Linked DNA regions of Homo sapiens: region 2 is linked to region 1. Evidence: chromatin loops called from intact Hi-C (ENCODE). Cell type or tissue: mammary epithelial cell. All regions are shown on one strand.

Evidence for each region. Hi-C counts contacts between places; a loop is a spot of excess contacts. Peaks named below come from ENCODE experiments on the same cell type or tissue, not always from the same donor. Only the 100,000 strongest peaks of a DNase experiment are listed, where the experiment ranks them.
Region 2: it touches region 1 in a loop (6-fold over the local background); 10 of 110 quality-filtered maps call a loop at or near these places.

What each region holds. Positions count from the first base shown.
Region 1 is chr2:105,517,811-105,525,810 of GRCh38, reverse strand. All of the region lies in intron 1 of LOC105375311 (a long non-coding RNA gene), which reads right to left. Among named protein-coding and RNA genes, the nearest start is that of LINC02946, 89 kb to the left of the region's middle. In mammary epithelial cell, CTCF peaks have their summits at 4,410 (motif pointing right) and 6,633; a DNase peak (open chromatin) is centred at 3,970; H3K27ac peaks cover 229 bases.
Region 2 is chr2:105,391,983-105,399,982 of GRCh38, reverse strand. FHL2 (four and a half LIM domains 2) reads left to right here and starts at 932. Exons shown (of 7, transcript NM_001318895.3): 1 at 932-1,141; 2 at 3,286-3,336. RefSeq lists silencers at 829-958, 979-1,198 and an enhancer at 329-1,151. In mammary epithelial cell, CTCF peaks have their summits at 939 and 1,474; DNase peaks (open chromatin) are centred at 942 and 3,082; H3K4me3 peaks cover 4,651 bases; H3K27ac peaks cover 6,130 bases.

The DNA.
Region 1 (8,000 bases):
TGAATCTGGGTTTTTTTATGGGCTTGTAATGAGGAAGTGCATGCTGATTGGTCCATGTGCAGACATGGGTGGACATGGAAAAAGCACCATTGGATTGTCCGAAAGGCATCAATGAAGTTCTCACTCCAGGTTGTGGGCTCCACCCAGAACTGGCAATAAGGCCCCCAGGCTTCAGGCTGTTCCTGACTTGAAGGTGGGGCGAGGTCCCACTCCTTGCCCAGGAACCTGTCTGCCTCCCACCACCATCAACATGCTGTTAGCGGTACCCATGCTGTCCGTGCTGAGGGGTACCCACAGGCCTGCGACAAGCCACCCTCAGCCCTCCCCACCTCCCTGAGCTCGTTGGCCCCCAAAGTTTAGAGGGGGCCAAAGTGGTGGAAGAGCTGGCATGTCAGTGCCACCCTAAGCACGCACACATGCAGCTTGGGTTGCGACAGCCCCTGGGCTCAGCTATAACTTTGCTCCACACTGGAGTGGGCACCAGGAGTGGGGAGAGGCTGGGGAGTGGGAGCAGGCACCTCTGAGCCTGTAGGGGCAGGGATCTTTCCAGGCTCCTGAGAGCACAGAGATGCCCAGGTCCAGAGCTGCAGCTGGGTGGCTGCAGTTCTGCCTGGGAGCATGGGCTCCTGACCAGCCAACTTGGTAGGATGCGGGGCTCCCTCTGGGATCACCTGTTCCCAGCCCCCACCAACTCCCCAGAGCATGCAGCCCCAGTCACACCTCTCCTGCTGCAGCTGGCCTGCCCGCAGCAGCCACTCCAGATGGGCTGCCACTGCCATCACTATGATTATCCTGGAAAAACTGGAATGCATGATCACCCTACCTGTAGTTACAAATTTTAGGAATTATAGCAAAATTTCACTTTAAGAAATAAAAACAGTAAATTAAATTCACTTTAAGGCCTACTTCTGTTAATTACTTACAAATAATTATTGAGGAAAAAAACTAATGATTTCTCTTTCTCTTTACATGGAGTATGTATAGAAAAATATTTGGGCTGGGCGTGGTGGCTCACGCCTGTAATCCCAGCACTTTGGGAGGCCGAGGCAGGTGGATCACGAGGTCAGGAGATCGAGACCATCCTGGCTAACACGGTGAAACCCCGTCTCCGCAAAAAATACAAAAAATTAGCCGGGCGTGGTGGCGGGCGCTTGTAGTCCCAGCTACTCAGGGAGTCTGAGGCAGGAGAATGGCGTGAACCCGGGAGGCGGAGCTTGCAGTGAGCGGAGATTGTGCCACTGCACTCCAGCCTGGGCGACAGATCGAGACTCTGTCTCCAAAAAAGAAAGAAAAATATTTGGAAAAAATCACTCTACATTGTCATTTGAAGATTTTATACAATGATAAAATAAACAATTTTAAAAGAAATTTGAAAAGTTCGTAAAATAAAATTTAGAGTCTAGATAGGTGAAATGAGCAAAAACATGTTTCATAGGCTAAGGGAAAATTATAAGCAGGCACTGCAAAGATTCCAAAACTGAATATTTATCAGGCAGTAAGCTCTTAATGCTTGAATTGATTCCAGTACTCTGGAATTACAAATTTACCCCTAGTGTCAGAGTATTTAGTAATAAAATTTCACATTGTTGTTTTGTTGGGAGAAAAATATTACACTGTTTATCTACTTTATTTTTTAAAATTTTTTAATTTTTTTTTTTTGAGACGGAGTCTTGCTCTGTCTCCCAGGCCGGAGTGCAGTGGCGCCATCTCAGCTTACTGCAACCTCCGCCTCCCAGGTTCCAGCGATTCTCCTGCCTCGGCCTCCCGAGTAGCTGGAACTACAGGCATGTGCCACCACGCCTGACTAATTTTTGTCATTTTAGTAGAGACAGGGTTTCACCATATTGGCCAGGCTGATCTTGAACTCCTGACCTCTTGATCCACCTGCCTCAGCGTCCCAAAATGCTGGGATTACAGGCATGAGCCACCGCATCCGGCCATCTACTTTATTTTAAAAAATGTTTCAAATAAATATGTCCTCAACAATGTTAATGAAACTCTCTATATTAATAAGGTTTATGGGAAAGGGTTCTAGGTAAAGAAAGGTCAGTAGTAAAGTAAACAACACACAACTTATATGTTCCAGATCTGTTATTTGTTCAACTCTGGCATGTGGCAAACAACTTTGATTATAGAATTTTAGGAGTTGATTTTGTTTCTCAAATTGGGGCCTTCGTACCACCTGGATCAAGGTCATCTGTGGGTTTTATTTTAAAAATGAAGACATGCAGGCGCATCTTGGATCCTTCTGTGATCTGCCCTCCAGCTGATTATTATTCCTACTGAAGTTTGGGCTCTGCTGTGATACTAGTGATGAATGAAGCACCAAGATTTGGAATGAACTCAGTAGGGGTGAGCTGGAGCCACAGTGAAGAAAGATGTAGAATCTTGTCTGGGCAACAGTGCTTAGACCATCACATAGTTCTCTTGTCTCCCTTCAACTCTCCTCTTTTTTTTTTTTTTAGACAGGGTCTCATTTTCTCTGCCCAGATTGGAGTGCAGTGGTGCGATCTTGGCTCACTACAACCTCCGCCTCCCAGGCTCAACTGAGTCTCCTGCCTCAGCCTCCCTAGTAGCTGGGATTACAGGTGCACACCACCACGCCTGGCTGATTTTTTTGTATTTTTGGTAGAGACGGGGTTTTGCCATGTTGGCCAGGCTGGTCTTGAACTCCTGATCTCAAACGATCCACCCGCCTCGGCCTCCCAAAGTGCTGGAATGATAGGCATGAGCCACTGTGCCCGGCCTCCCCTTAGTTTTTATTCTTTTGGCCTCTTCCTTGAGTTTGTCCCATGAGAGTTCCCTGCCAATTTGACCTGTTGACTTTCTGCTCTACTTTTACGGTCTGCTGCTGCATCTGGAGGCCACCTGTTTGCAGTGAAACCCATCTCTGCCTTGTAGCTTCAGGTTTCTGCAACCGGGTTTCTGGTCACCTTGACCCAGATTCCTGGCCAGCTTCCACAGCAGGCAGTAATGCCATACTGAGCAGAAATTTAAACACTGTGTGTTGCAAGCTAAAAAAGTACAATCCATGAGGTCAGTTAGGCTTGACGAAAGTATTGTTTAACCCTGAGGTTATCGCTGTTATCTATTACAGAGAAAGTAAGCTAATTAATGCTCATAATGAGTGGTATTGTTTGAATGTGTCCCTAAATGTTTTCTTGGTTTTTCGTTTTGTTTTGTTTTGAGACAGAGTTTTGCTCTTGTTGCCCAGGCTGGAGTGCAATGGTGCAATCTCGGCTCACTGTAACCTCCACCTCCCAGGTTCACGAAATTCTCCTGCCTCAGCCTCCCGAGTAGCTGGGATTACAGGCATGCGTCACCACACCCGGCTAATTTTGTATTTTTAGTAGAGATGGGGTTCCTCCATATTGGTCAGGCTGATCTTGAACTCCTGACCTCAGGTGATCCACCCGCCTCGGCCTCCCAAAGTGCTGGGATTACAGGCGTAAGAGAAGGCGTAAGTCTTCTTCTTCTTCTTTTTTTTTTTTTTTTTTTTTTTTTGAGGCAGAGTCTTGTTCTCTGGAGACTGGAGAGCAGTGGCACAGTCTTGGCTCACTGCAGCCTCTGTCTCATGGGTTCAAGCAATTCTCCTGCCTCAGCCTCCTGAGTAGCTGGGACTACAGGCACCCAGCACCATGCCCAGCTAATTTTTTTTTTTTAATAGAGACAGGGTTTCACCACGTTGGCCAGGATGGTCTCAAACTCCTGACCTCAAGTGATCTGTCTGCCTCGGACTCCCAAAATGCTGGGATTACAGGCGTGAGTCACCGCGCTTGGCTGTGTCCCCTAAATTTTATGTGTTGGAAACTTAATCTCCGAATTCATATGTTGATGGAATTTGAAGATGGTATCTTTTAGCATTAAAGGGAAATATTAGTAGATAAGGTCATCAGGGTGCATCCCCATGAAGGGACTTGTGGCTTTATAGGAAGAGAAAGAGAGTCTTGTGCTGACATGCACGCTTGCCCTGTCTTGCCATGGGATGCCTCCCGCATGTCATGAGACAGCAGAAAGGCCCTCGCCAGATGCTGGTGCCATGCTCTCGGACCTTCCAACCTCCAGAACCATGAGCTAAAGAAACTTCTTTTCCTTATAAGCTACCCAGCCTGTGGTATTCTGGTATAGCAACAGAGAATGGACCAATACAGTCAGCACGCTGCATCATCAAGGAAAGATGTAATTGGGTTCATTATCTCTCACTTAATAAGGCAGTAAATTAGTAATTATTTTAGAAATATTCCCATAAACAATTTAAAATATATGTACATCAAGCTTTAGTTACCCAAGGAGGGAGAGGGGGAACACTCGCTCAAAATTCTCACCACATCATGATAATCAATGATAAATAAGGAATAACTGGAATAGCCACTATGCTTTGTTTGAAGAAAGAAGTTGTAATAATCTGTTTTTACACCAGATGGCAGAGTTGGTTTTCCTTTGGTTTTTTTTTTTTTTGTTTGTTTGTTTTTTTAAAGACTCCAAAATAGCTGCCTATTTTATATAACCAGCTTTTACTTGTTGGTTCCCATCAGGTCAATATAATTTGTTTAATACCTTTTCACATAAGGACATAGCACAATGAAAGGCTTACTTTACCCTAAGCCTTTTAGGGGGAAACAGAATAGCAGATGGTCTAGAGAGTATGATTCAGCTAGATTATACCTACTTTGCCAAAGGAATTATGCATTTAAATAATACCTGTGGTTGCCTTCAAACTAACACAAGTTTTCATAATTTTTATATACAATTATAAAACCTATTGGCTTATCATTCCAATAGTTTCTGAAACATCAACTATACTGCTTGCAAATGCATTTTTTGAAATTTATGTCTACTACTAACAATCATAAGAAATGAATTTGTATTCTTCTTATTGTGTGTGTTATCTTGTTTTCATTTTACTTTTTTCCCTACTAAACTTGAGGAGCAAAGCAAAAATACTAAGAGATTCTTTTTCAATAACTAGTGTAATAAACATTCAATATGCTAATTATCATAAGATAGACCTCTCTCGTTCTCACAACAAATAACTGTACAGAAGATGCAAATGTCCATGTACCTTATACTTCCACGCAAATTGCAGAATTTATCCCTAAATTTTAAAAGTGTAAGTATGGCTACATTTTGGAACCGTGGAATGTCTTAGTTCATATGTCCTACATTGCCCATTATACTATTTGTGAACTTGCCTTAGCATTAATCTCAAATATAAACTGCTTGGAACTTAGAGGTTAATGTTGCTCTCCTGGTCCCCCTGAGGTGCCCAGCTGTATTATGGCATAGATACCTGACACAGCTGTGGCAAGAATGAGTGCACAAATGGATAGGGTAAGAGAATAGGGGATATCGGTTTGTTGCATTATAGATTCCAGAAATACTTAAATTTCATCACACATACTTAACCGTTCTGTTCTTACTTATCCCATATCCTAGATGAGGCCATTTGAACCCAGAGGTCCATGCCTGGCACATGGTCAGAACTAAATATATGTTAATGCCCTTCTGGTCTCTTTTTTTCCTAAAGACTAGATGACTCTGTGACTAGAACCCTTGAGAACACTCAAAGTCAGAGGATATAAATAAGCATATAGTAATGTGTGTCTACATTACTAAAAAACAACTGAAAATCTAATCTCACCCAAACTGAAACCAATTTGGCTAAAACAAGTAAGAAATATCTTGAAGGGGCAGCGCTCCCTGCTAGTTGTTCCAGTGCAAGTTCTTGATTGTCAGTTAGAAATAAAAAATTTTAAGCTGGGTATGGTGCTCATACCTGTAATCCCAGTGCTTTGGGAGGCTGAGGTTGGAGGATTGCTTGAGGTCAGCCTGGGCAACATAGCAAGACCCCATCTCTTAAAAAAAATTTATTTTTAAGTCAGCCAGGTGTGATGGTGCATGCCAGCTCCTCAGAGGTCAAGGCAGAGGGTCACTTCAGCCCAGAAATTTGAGGCTACAGTGAGCTATGATCATGCCACTGTACTCTAGCTCTAGTAGAGCAAGACTCTGTCCCCCCAAGAATTTTTATTTAAAGACAAACTGAAGTTTAGTAATAGCCTATGGTTTGAGTGCATGATATCTTCCAGTAAGTGGCGGTGTGGGGTTTAGCATCCTTCTTTTCTGTGATATTTAAACTAATTTATTCTTTGTATTTAATAAATGTTGAGTAACTACTTTGTCCAGAAAGTTTTTTATAGATACGGAAGAAAGGGAACCTGCGGTCTGTGAAGGGCAAAAGGCTAAATTGGGCTTCCATTTGTGCTATTTTCATGTATTAATTTAATATTTACTGAGTATAATAATAGTAGTCAATCTTTATTAGCTTTTACTTACTGTGAGCCAAACATTATTCTAAGCACCTCATCTATATTAACTAATTTAATTTTTATAAAAACCTTAGGAACAAAATGCTACTTTTAGCTGATTGTGCAAATGAGGATCCTGAGCACAGAGTTGAAGGGCCTGCCCAGAGCCACCCAGGCAGCAGGTGGCTGAGACAGCCCTGCCTGCATGGAGTTCAGCACTTACAGATTCCCAGGCTTGCAGAGGTCCAATAAATACTGGTTAGGAGCTCCTAGCATACATGCAAACTGATCAATGATAGCGCTATGCAGTGGAGAATGAACACCATGCCAAGAGGGCCCAGATGAGGGAGCAAGTGTGTCTCCCCAGGGGATGAGGCAGACCTTCCCCAGAGAGGTCACACTTACACAAGGCGTTAGAGGAGAAGCATGGTCCCTGGAAGATGCAGCAGCACACGTGCACAGACACAAGTGTGGGCTGCCTGGGAGCTGTCAAGGGGGTCAAATAGCCTGTGTGCATTGATGGGTGTTGGGGGCTGAGCTGGAGCTGCGGCCCCCGGTGTGTGAAGGGTTCCCCTCCTGGCCTAGGCTAAGGGTTCGGCATTCATCTTGCAGAGCCAAGGATGAGTTTAGCAGGGAATTAACTCCACCTGACTTTGGTGTGGATGACAAAGTGCAGTGCGGTGGGAAATGAGCTAATGTGGAGGACATCTGGGTCTTTGGACTCCTGGGGAAGCAGATCAGGGAGGCCAGATGTAGGCCTGACTCTGTCCATCAGCTGAGTGGCCTTCGTGAGAGGTGACTTCCTTGGTTGTGACCTGGGGATTAACAAACCAAACTCCCAAGTTTGTTGGGAGGATTGGATGAGGACAGTGCTTGCTCAGCACCTCTTATAAAGGAAACGCTCATCAACATTGGAGCTGGTCCCAGCCATGGACCCTTCCTAGCCCTGCCCCACCCCGCCTGCAGACCATGGCAGTCAGGCAGTGATGATACCGAGACAGACATCACTGAACACCTAGGCTGAGCCCCTGGCCGGCCAGCACCCCGGGAAGCAGGTCCAATGCAGGTGCAAACATGTTTCCTGTGAGGACTATGGTCCAGAGAGGCCAGGCCACCTCACCAGGTCACACATGTGTCATCAGGGGGCTGGGGTTCAAACCCAGTTCTGTTTGGCTGATTCTAAATCCCCACTGGCCCTCTCTATGCAAGTACATATAATACCTCTTGAGAGCCCATCAGTGCAGAAGGGATTCTGACTCTCTTTTCCCTCACATGCCTGCTTGGGACACATGGGCATGGCAGGACAAGAGGACCCCATCTAGAGCCGAAACTGCAGCCTCTGGGTGCACTCTTGTTGGTAAGTGTTCTGGGCATGCTGCCTATGGAGCCATGGCCTCCAAGCCTTTAGATGTCACCAGCTGGAAGCGGCTAACAGCAAGTCCCCTGGGACGTTCTCAAACCCACAGGCATTCTGCAAAGGGCAAGGGGTCAGTATAGAAGGCAGCATGGCAAGGGCTGAAAACCTGGCTGGGAGCCCCAGGCACTGGTCCCACATGCTCCTGGTCCTCTGGCCAGCCAAGTCCCTGGGTGCCTGCCAGAGTTCTGTAGCACAAATACCAGGGAGCTGGGGCCTGTGCCCTCAAAGGCAGCATTAAGTTATCAGAGAAAAATATACATACATACATAATACACATA
Region 2 (8,000 bases), 130 kb after region 1:
CAATCACGGAGTTCTTCCCGCCTTCTCTGGAGGATGTATTCCTATGAGCTGCCCCGAATGTTAAAAATAATACACCTGCCCCCAAAGTGCCGAGGACGCCTTTGTGGTCCACCTACTCATCGTCCACCGGTTTCTGCAAGTGGACCGGTTACCTGCTCAGGAGCAAATGTTTCCATCACGACGCACCCTCTCCCAGGGATGGGCTCAACCTGTGCTCTCCCTGCGACAATGCTGAACAGTGCCATCTGTCCCTACCCAGCGTCAGCGTCACGCAGAGGGCCCGGGCTTGGAATGTGGGAGGCACGCTCCCAGCTCACTTTGGTTTTCCCGCCCTGGAGGGGAATCCAAGATGTCTAACTAGTCTTCTGGCCCCGAGAGGGAGAGGTGGGGATAGGACCTTCCTTTAGTCCCCTCCGTAGTGGAACGAAGGATTCTTTATGGTCATCTGTGGTGTTCATTTCGTAAAGAAGCATCTGCAGGGTAAGAAGGAAAAACGTCCACCTTGCAAATATATCCCAGGCACATGCCTCCTGAGAAGTGACCCCCTCCTCCCTCCGCCTCCCCCGGCACGTCCTGGGGCTTCTCCAGTCTCCCGCTCCTGGGACCAGGCAGAGATCCCGGCGTGGGCAGACCCCTGCCACCGCGCCCAGGCCTCGTCCGAAACTCGCGCCCGAGAGCCCACGCCGGAGGCGACGCTCCCGATAACTACTGTGCTCCCAAGACCCGGAGGGCACGAAGAAAGGAGCCCTGGCAAACAAAGGGTACGGGCCGGGACCGCCGCAGCCCGGGGCGGGGGCACGGCAACCGCGAGGCCTGGGGGCGCCCGCCCCCCGCGCCCCACGCCCGGTGCCAGCGAGCCGAGGCGTGCATCTCCTTATATGGTCAAATGACACGGCGGGGTTTCTCGAGGGCGGGAGCTGCGCAGCGCTCCACTCGGCCGGCAGCGGAGCCGCAGCCACCAGCCGCCCGCGCCCTCCAGCCCCGTCCGGGAGTCCCCGGCCCGCTGCGGTGCCGTGAGTACCTCCAACCCCCTGCGCCCCGGAGGGAGGCCGAGGGGCTTAGCCACCAGGGCTCGGAAGTGGGGGCCGAATCCGGTGCGAGACCCAAGGAGAGGGGAGCAGAGCCGGAGTTGGGGAGACTGGTGAGAGGAGAGCAGAGCTGTGGGTCCGGGAAGACCACTGGGAGAGGGGACCCGAACCGTGCGGGGAGAAGCCGGGAGAAAGGAGTTGAGCTGTGGGGTAGACCCGGGAGAGGAGAGCCGAACCCTGGGGGTTGGGGGTGGGGAGACCACGGGGAGAGGGGAGCGGAGCAATGGGAGGGGTCTAGACCCTGGGGGCGCTGGAGCTCAGAGGAGCCCACCGACTCATCCCCAGAGGGAGGACTGCAGCCCGCGTCCTCACCAGGTGGGGCACCGCCATGCGGGCAGGGACCGGGCGAGCCTGGGTAAAGGCTGGCCGCGGGTCCCAGCCGGCGGCTGCGGGGAGGTGACGCTGTCCGCCTGCTTCCAGGCCCGACTCCCGAGCGGGCTGTCCTGGCACGGTGGTCTGCGCGGGGGAGTCCGGGCCATTTCCCTTTAGTAGAAATAAGTGGAGTTTGCAGTGTGACCTCGCTCCTTGACTCAGGTAGACATTTAATAACTGAACCATTCGGTTAAAACAAAAATGGCTTATTTTAAATGAAAAGATTCTAAGTTTTTCTTAAGTCGCACTCGTGTGATATCTTAGCATACCAGAAATAGAGGGAAGAAAATATTGAGTGTTTTTCTGATTTTAAATGAATCAGTCATATTTATTTTCATATCCTCAGTCGGGTTTTAACTGGAAGTAGGCTAATCCGGTTAGCTGAAATGTGTAGCTGGCTTGCAAGCAGCAGTGTACTTAGACATCACTGAACTTAAGGCCCGCACTCCCTTCCACATATTTTGGAAGGTAATAAATCACAATTTGGGTTTAGAATCAGGAGAACTGTCTTCAAAACACAACTCCCAATACATCTCACATTTTTGGTGCTGACTCTACTAATGAGTGTTTTATAATAATATATTAAAGAAAAGAGGTTTTGCACTATCCTGAAGATGTTTTAGACAAAAAAAAACAAAAAACAAAAAAACAAAAACCATTTGCATCAAGTCTTAGAAGTACAGGAATTCCTAGTCTATCAATTAAACTTTAATAAAACCAAACTCAAAGAACATTTCATTGTGCATTTATATAAAATTTTGTCAAGTGTTACTGGATTTAGATCACCCCCCAGTTTAGAAGATCATCAGTTAATACACAGAATTGTGTTTCCACGGTGTTTATTAGCCTGCCATGGTTTAAAATGCGTTTACACCATAACATGTCGATGAAGGCTAATGATGGGCTTACTACAGACCAGAAACTGTTCTGGGCACATAGGTTCTGTCTCATTTTAGCTCACCGTCTCACAAATAGCCACAGGCAGATGCAGTAGGCTAGGGGATGCCGGGGACTGCATGTAGGCTGCCTAAATTTACATCCGGGTCCCTCAACCTGTGCAGCCTGGGCCAAGTCACTTAATCTCGTAGTGTCTCGGTTTTCTCCACTGGGAAACAGGGACAATGATGTTGTCTTTTTGTTAGGGTTGTTAAGAAGCCTGGACATCATAGACAGTGTATACATATTTGATAGCCTCATTTTTACAGGTAAAGACACTGAAAACAGAGATCAAAGTAACTTTAACTCAGGGTTTCCCGGGCTGTAAATGGTAGCCCTGAGATCTGACCCCAGGCAGCTTAACTGGAGAACCTGAGTTCTAACCACTAAACGCACCACGGGAGGAACATTTGAATATTTATTTATTTTTTTTAACATTTGAATATTTCTATGAGGCCTTATGATGCATACTTTGACCCAAGATTGCGTGTTAAACCATTTCCAGTACTGAAAGATATTTAAATTGCAGTCAAAAACGCCCAATAGAATATTGCCAAAAAAAAAAAAAAAAAAAAACAGACTAGATATCAGGAGTAGTTTACTCCTGTCCTGTGCCGAGGGCCAGTTACTCAGCCTCAGTGACTCAGGCAGCCTCCTTTGTCAGCACCGGGCCTGAGTCGCTAAGCGGCTCTCTGACTCAGATGCCCTGAGGTACAAAGTTCCTTGAGCTTGGGTGAATGGAAACATTAGACATTGGGTTCTTCTGTGCGGTTTTATTATGAGAATTTGATCAAAGCCACATTTATTAAGTGTCCATCTCAAGTTGCATTATACTGAGTTCGCTTCCTCAAGATGACCATCTGAAACAAAACACGTGTGCTTTCTCTAGTGGCTGAGAACTGTGTCTTCCTGGAGACTAGGCTGGCATTTTGACTTTGGGGTGAGTCAAGTGAATTTCCTCTGTTATCCTAAATTGTGGATTTCAGTTTTAGCTACTGTGATGGTTACTTTCATGTGTCAACTTGACTGGGCCATGCGGTGCCCAAACATTCAGTCATATGTTCTGGGTGTGTCTGGGAGGGTGTTTTTGGATGAGATTGACATATGAATGGGTAGACTGAGTAAAGCAGGCTGCTCTCCATAATGTGAGTGGGCCTTGTCCAAACAGTTGAAGGCCTGAATAGAACAAAAAAACTGAGTAAGAGGGAAGCCCCCCTGCCGGACTGCTTGAGCTGGGACATTGGTCCTTTCCGCCTTTGGACTCACACTGAAACATCGGCTCTTCTTGGGTCTATAGAGTCTCCTCTTTTCAGACTGCAATTTGCACCATCGGCTCTCCTGGGTCTCCAGCCTACTGACTGCAGGTCTTGGGACTTTTTCACCTTCGTAATTGTGTGAGCTAAATCATTGCGATAAATCTCTCTATGTACATCTCTTGTTGGTTCTATTTTTCTAGAAAACCCTGACTATTACAGCTCTCTGGTAACATCTATTTAAAAAGTCTCCCCACCAACTGTCATTCTCCCTTTTTTTAAGATTTGATCACTACTTTGCTCCTGGGAGTCTTGGCTTTCCTCTTGCTGTAAAACATGCTCTCTGCATGGGGATGTCACGAGGGGTCTGGAGCAGCGTCTGGTCTCCCAGGTCCATCCCAGTGCTCGTGGGTGGTGTCTTGCCTGGTGTGAACTTAGACTTCACACTCATCCTCAGCCTTCGGTGGCCCACGCCTTTACTAGCCTGATTCTGTCTGCGGCTTCAAGATCCTCCCGTCATATGGTCTTGAGTGAGATGTGGGATGTCTGTGGCAGAAGCAGCTGCCCTGTTTTCATGGGTGAACAGAATTAATGCCAGAATGTCCTTGCAGTATGTAAATATGGAGCTTGTCAGTCAACAAGGAAATAGACCTGTCTGCTTGGGTTAATACAACTTTTGGAGTCACTAAGAAGCAGGCAGTCAATGAAGGAAGCAGAAGGAACTGTGCAAGCCTCTCGGGACAGAGTCCTGTTGCAGTGCGCCAGAGAAACCCCACAGAGTGGCAGGACTGCAGTGAGAAGGAGGTGGCCAGTCATTCATGGAAGCTGCTGGATGCCAAGAGAAAGGCCAGCATGGGGGTGGGGGTCATAGGCACCTCAGATAGCTGGGAGAGTGAACAGTGAGCCGCACTTGGGAGGTGAGAGGAGACCCCTGCCATGAAGAAGAGTGGGTGGTTTTCGTTTTGTAGGTGTAGAAGTGTTCGTAACTCACTCAGGGAAGGCATGGTAGAGCCATAGCATGCAGGATGGAGTCTCCCTTGGTCCCCACACTGGTGTGATTGACGGACCCGAGGCCACCCGCCATTCTAGCGTGTGCAGCTATGGTTGTCCTGCATGGCTGCAATTGATGTGTTTTGAGATTAAATGACAAGATGGGATCTTAAAGGTGATTTAAATTATTTGGAGCTAGAACTAGACTGGAACTCCTTCATAGACTGTGTGTTTTATCTCAGCTTCCCAGTGCCTCACGTAGCACATGGAAAACAGTGGTTACTCAACACATTCTTGTCGGCTGGGTTCAAAAGGCTGAACGACATCAAAACAAGTGTAACTCCTCTTGTAGTCATGGACTTCAGATCAGAAATTTGATATTTATTGTTTTCCCTTTATTTTTAGTATTCAATATTCAAAAGATAATTCAGAAGACAGCAGTTTACCTTATTCAAACATTGCCTCATGCAGAACCACCAGAGATGAAGATGTTTATTTATTTTTTTTAAGTTGGAAGTTACCAGTTTATGTAAACTATAATACACCTCTGACACCTGTCTGTACATGCATTTAGTAAAGGCTTATTAAATTAATCTGTAAATATATTATACAGTGGTAAGCATAGTCAATTTTATACCTTACAAACTAAGATTGTTTAAAATCCAACAATTTAAAAATAGATTTCAAGTGGATGCTAGATACTTTTTTTCTTTCTTTCTTTTTTCTCTTTCTTTCTTTCTTTCCTTCTTTTCTTTTTTTTTTCCCAGGGTCTCATTCTGTTGCTCAGGCTGGAGTGCAGTAGCTTTTCACAGGTGCCATCATAGCTCACTAAAGCCTCAAACCCCTGGGCTCAAGCAGTCCTCCTGCCTCAGTCTCCCAGGTAGCTAGGACTGTAGGCACACATCACCATATCCAACTGATATAAATTTTTTTTTTTTTTTAGAGACCGGGTCTTACACTGTGGTCCAGGCTGGAGTATAGTGGCAGCACTACAGCTCACTGCAGCCTCGAACTCTTGGGCTCAAGAGATCCTCTCTCTTTAGGGACTCCAAGGCTTGATCCATTATTCTAGTTTATAAAACAGCAACTTTCCTTGACATGATGGCCCTCTCCGTTTTATCAGAATTTCTGTTTAAAACAACCCGTTTAGCTAGACAAATGAAGAGTGTTGGGGGTGAGCGGTTTTTGTGTGTAGATACTCCCATCCGTAGGAAAATAAAATGGTGCGGGGTATTCTCTGAGCACATTTCCAGGTGTGAGAGTCCCGTGCCTTTGAATGGAGGATCTTTGATTATAGGCATCACATGTCTGTAGAACATCAGGGCCTTCTGCTGACACCTGGAGCCCGTGTTGGGGATCTGTGCGTTCTTCCCAAAGTGGGCACGACTCCCAGCTGGCTTTTTGCTTCTTGACCTGGCCAGGCTGCATCCTGGACTGTGCAGCTGTGTGTTCACATGGGATTGGAGTCCAAACACAATAAGAAGAGTTATATCCGCTGCGGAAGCAGCAGCTTATCTGGAAGGAGGGACGAGGGCAGCGATGGAAGCTCATGATGTCATATGCCAAACCACATTACATGTTGGGTTTGCTATGCAGAGTGGATTGTTCACATAATATGTTTCTAATTTTTCATGCTTGATTTTTGCCTGTATGTTTGTACTCTGACATGTTTGTATTCATCCACCCGTCAATTCATTTGTTCATCCATTCCACAAGTATTCACAAAGCCCCTGGTCCTGTGTGTGTTCCCTGCTGGTGAGGTCTCAGCGACAGGTAGTGGGCACCCTTCCCAATGCTTACGGTTGGTAGAAGACGGGGCAATTGCATGAAAACACTGCACTTTTATAATGTATTTTTTAAAAGAGCCCACATAGACCAGTTTTCCTAATTGTCTCTGGAAAGCTCTGGTTGATTATTGATAAGTAATTGAATATCCCTTGCGGATCCCCGGTGACATCTAAAGATACAGGGACTGACTTACCGAAGCTGCTTTTGCATGTGTTGAAGGGCTGCATGCAGGAAGGGCTTGGGGACGTTCACAGATTTCTCCTTAGGAAATGGCTATGTTAGAGGAGCCTCCTGCAGCAGGGTTGATAGGGAGAAGCACTTGGGGTTTCAAAGGGGGAGGAGAAAATGGGCCCATTGGGGTCAGATCAAAGTAGGTAGTCAATAAAAGGTGCATTGAAAAGGATGCTTAAATAGACTTCTTTTGCTAATCTGACCTCTTCAGGCTTTACCTGTAGGGATCTGCCAGGCTCCTGGAACTCCAAGGCCTGAGCCAGCAAGCCAAGGGAGGCTGTCTGTCATGGCAGCCCCTCCTTTGATCGAAATCTTTCTGGTTAAAAAAAAAAAAAAAATTAGCTGGGTGCGGTGATGCACGCCTGTAATACCAGCTACTTGGGAGGCTGAGACAGGAGAATTGCTTGAACCTAGGATGTGGAGGCTGAAGTGAGCCAAGATAGGGCCAGTGCACTCCAGCCTGGGTGATAGAGTGACACTGTCTCAAGAAAAAAAAAAAAAAAAAAAAAAAAGCTTCCTGGCATGCAGGGTCCTTGCCTCTCTTCTGCCTCATTTCATTTACCCTCCTCCTTCCTTTTTTTGTCCTGTCACCACCCTTCTCCCCTTCTCTTTACTCTTTCTGTTTCCTTTTCCCTTTATTTTCCTCCAGCTTTGATACTTTCCCCACTCATACTTTGTTTTACAGTTTTTGAATCTGAAAATTTAAAAATAGATCACACTGATGAGCTTGTGAACTTTTAAAATTAGTATGAATTGTGAGTAGTAGAGTGCATTGTTGCTCCCTGGCCCTCTGAACCTTTATTCTTACATCCTTTTTATTTCTTTTTCTTTTTTTTCTTTGGAGACATGGTCTGTGTCACCATGAGGCTGTTTCCTTGAGGCTGGAGAGCAGTGATGCTATCATGGCTCACTGCAGCCTCGACCTCCTGGGCTCAAGATCCTCCCACCTCAGCCTCCTGAGTAGTAGGGACTACAAATGCATGCCACCACACCCGGCAAATTTTTTGTGTTTTTTGTAGAGATGGGGTTTCTCCATGTTGCCCAGGCTGGTCTTGAACTACAGGGCTCAAACGATATGTCTGCCTCGGTCTCCCAAAGTACTGGGACTACAGGCATGAGCCTCTGTACCCGACCTATTCTTACATCTGAGTCAAAGCTGGGCTAGCGAGAGACTCAGAGATCAAAGCCTTCCCTGGGCCATCCCCAGACCTCCGAGCTGCACCTGGCACCTGCCTCACCCATTGCAGTTCCCTTGGCCTGGAGTCAAGCCTGTACCCTAAGATCCAGCTTTTTCAAATACCCTATTCAGGGCCGAAGGGGTAATGACATCATGGAATGATTT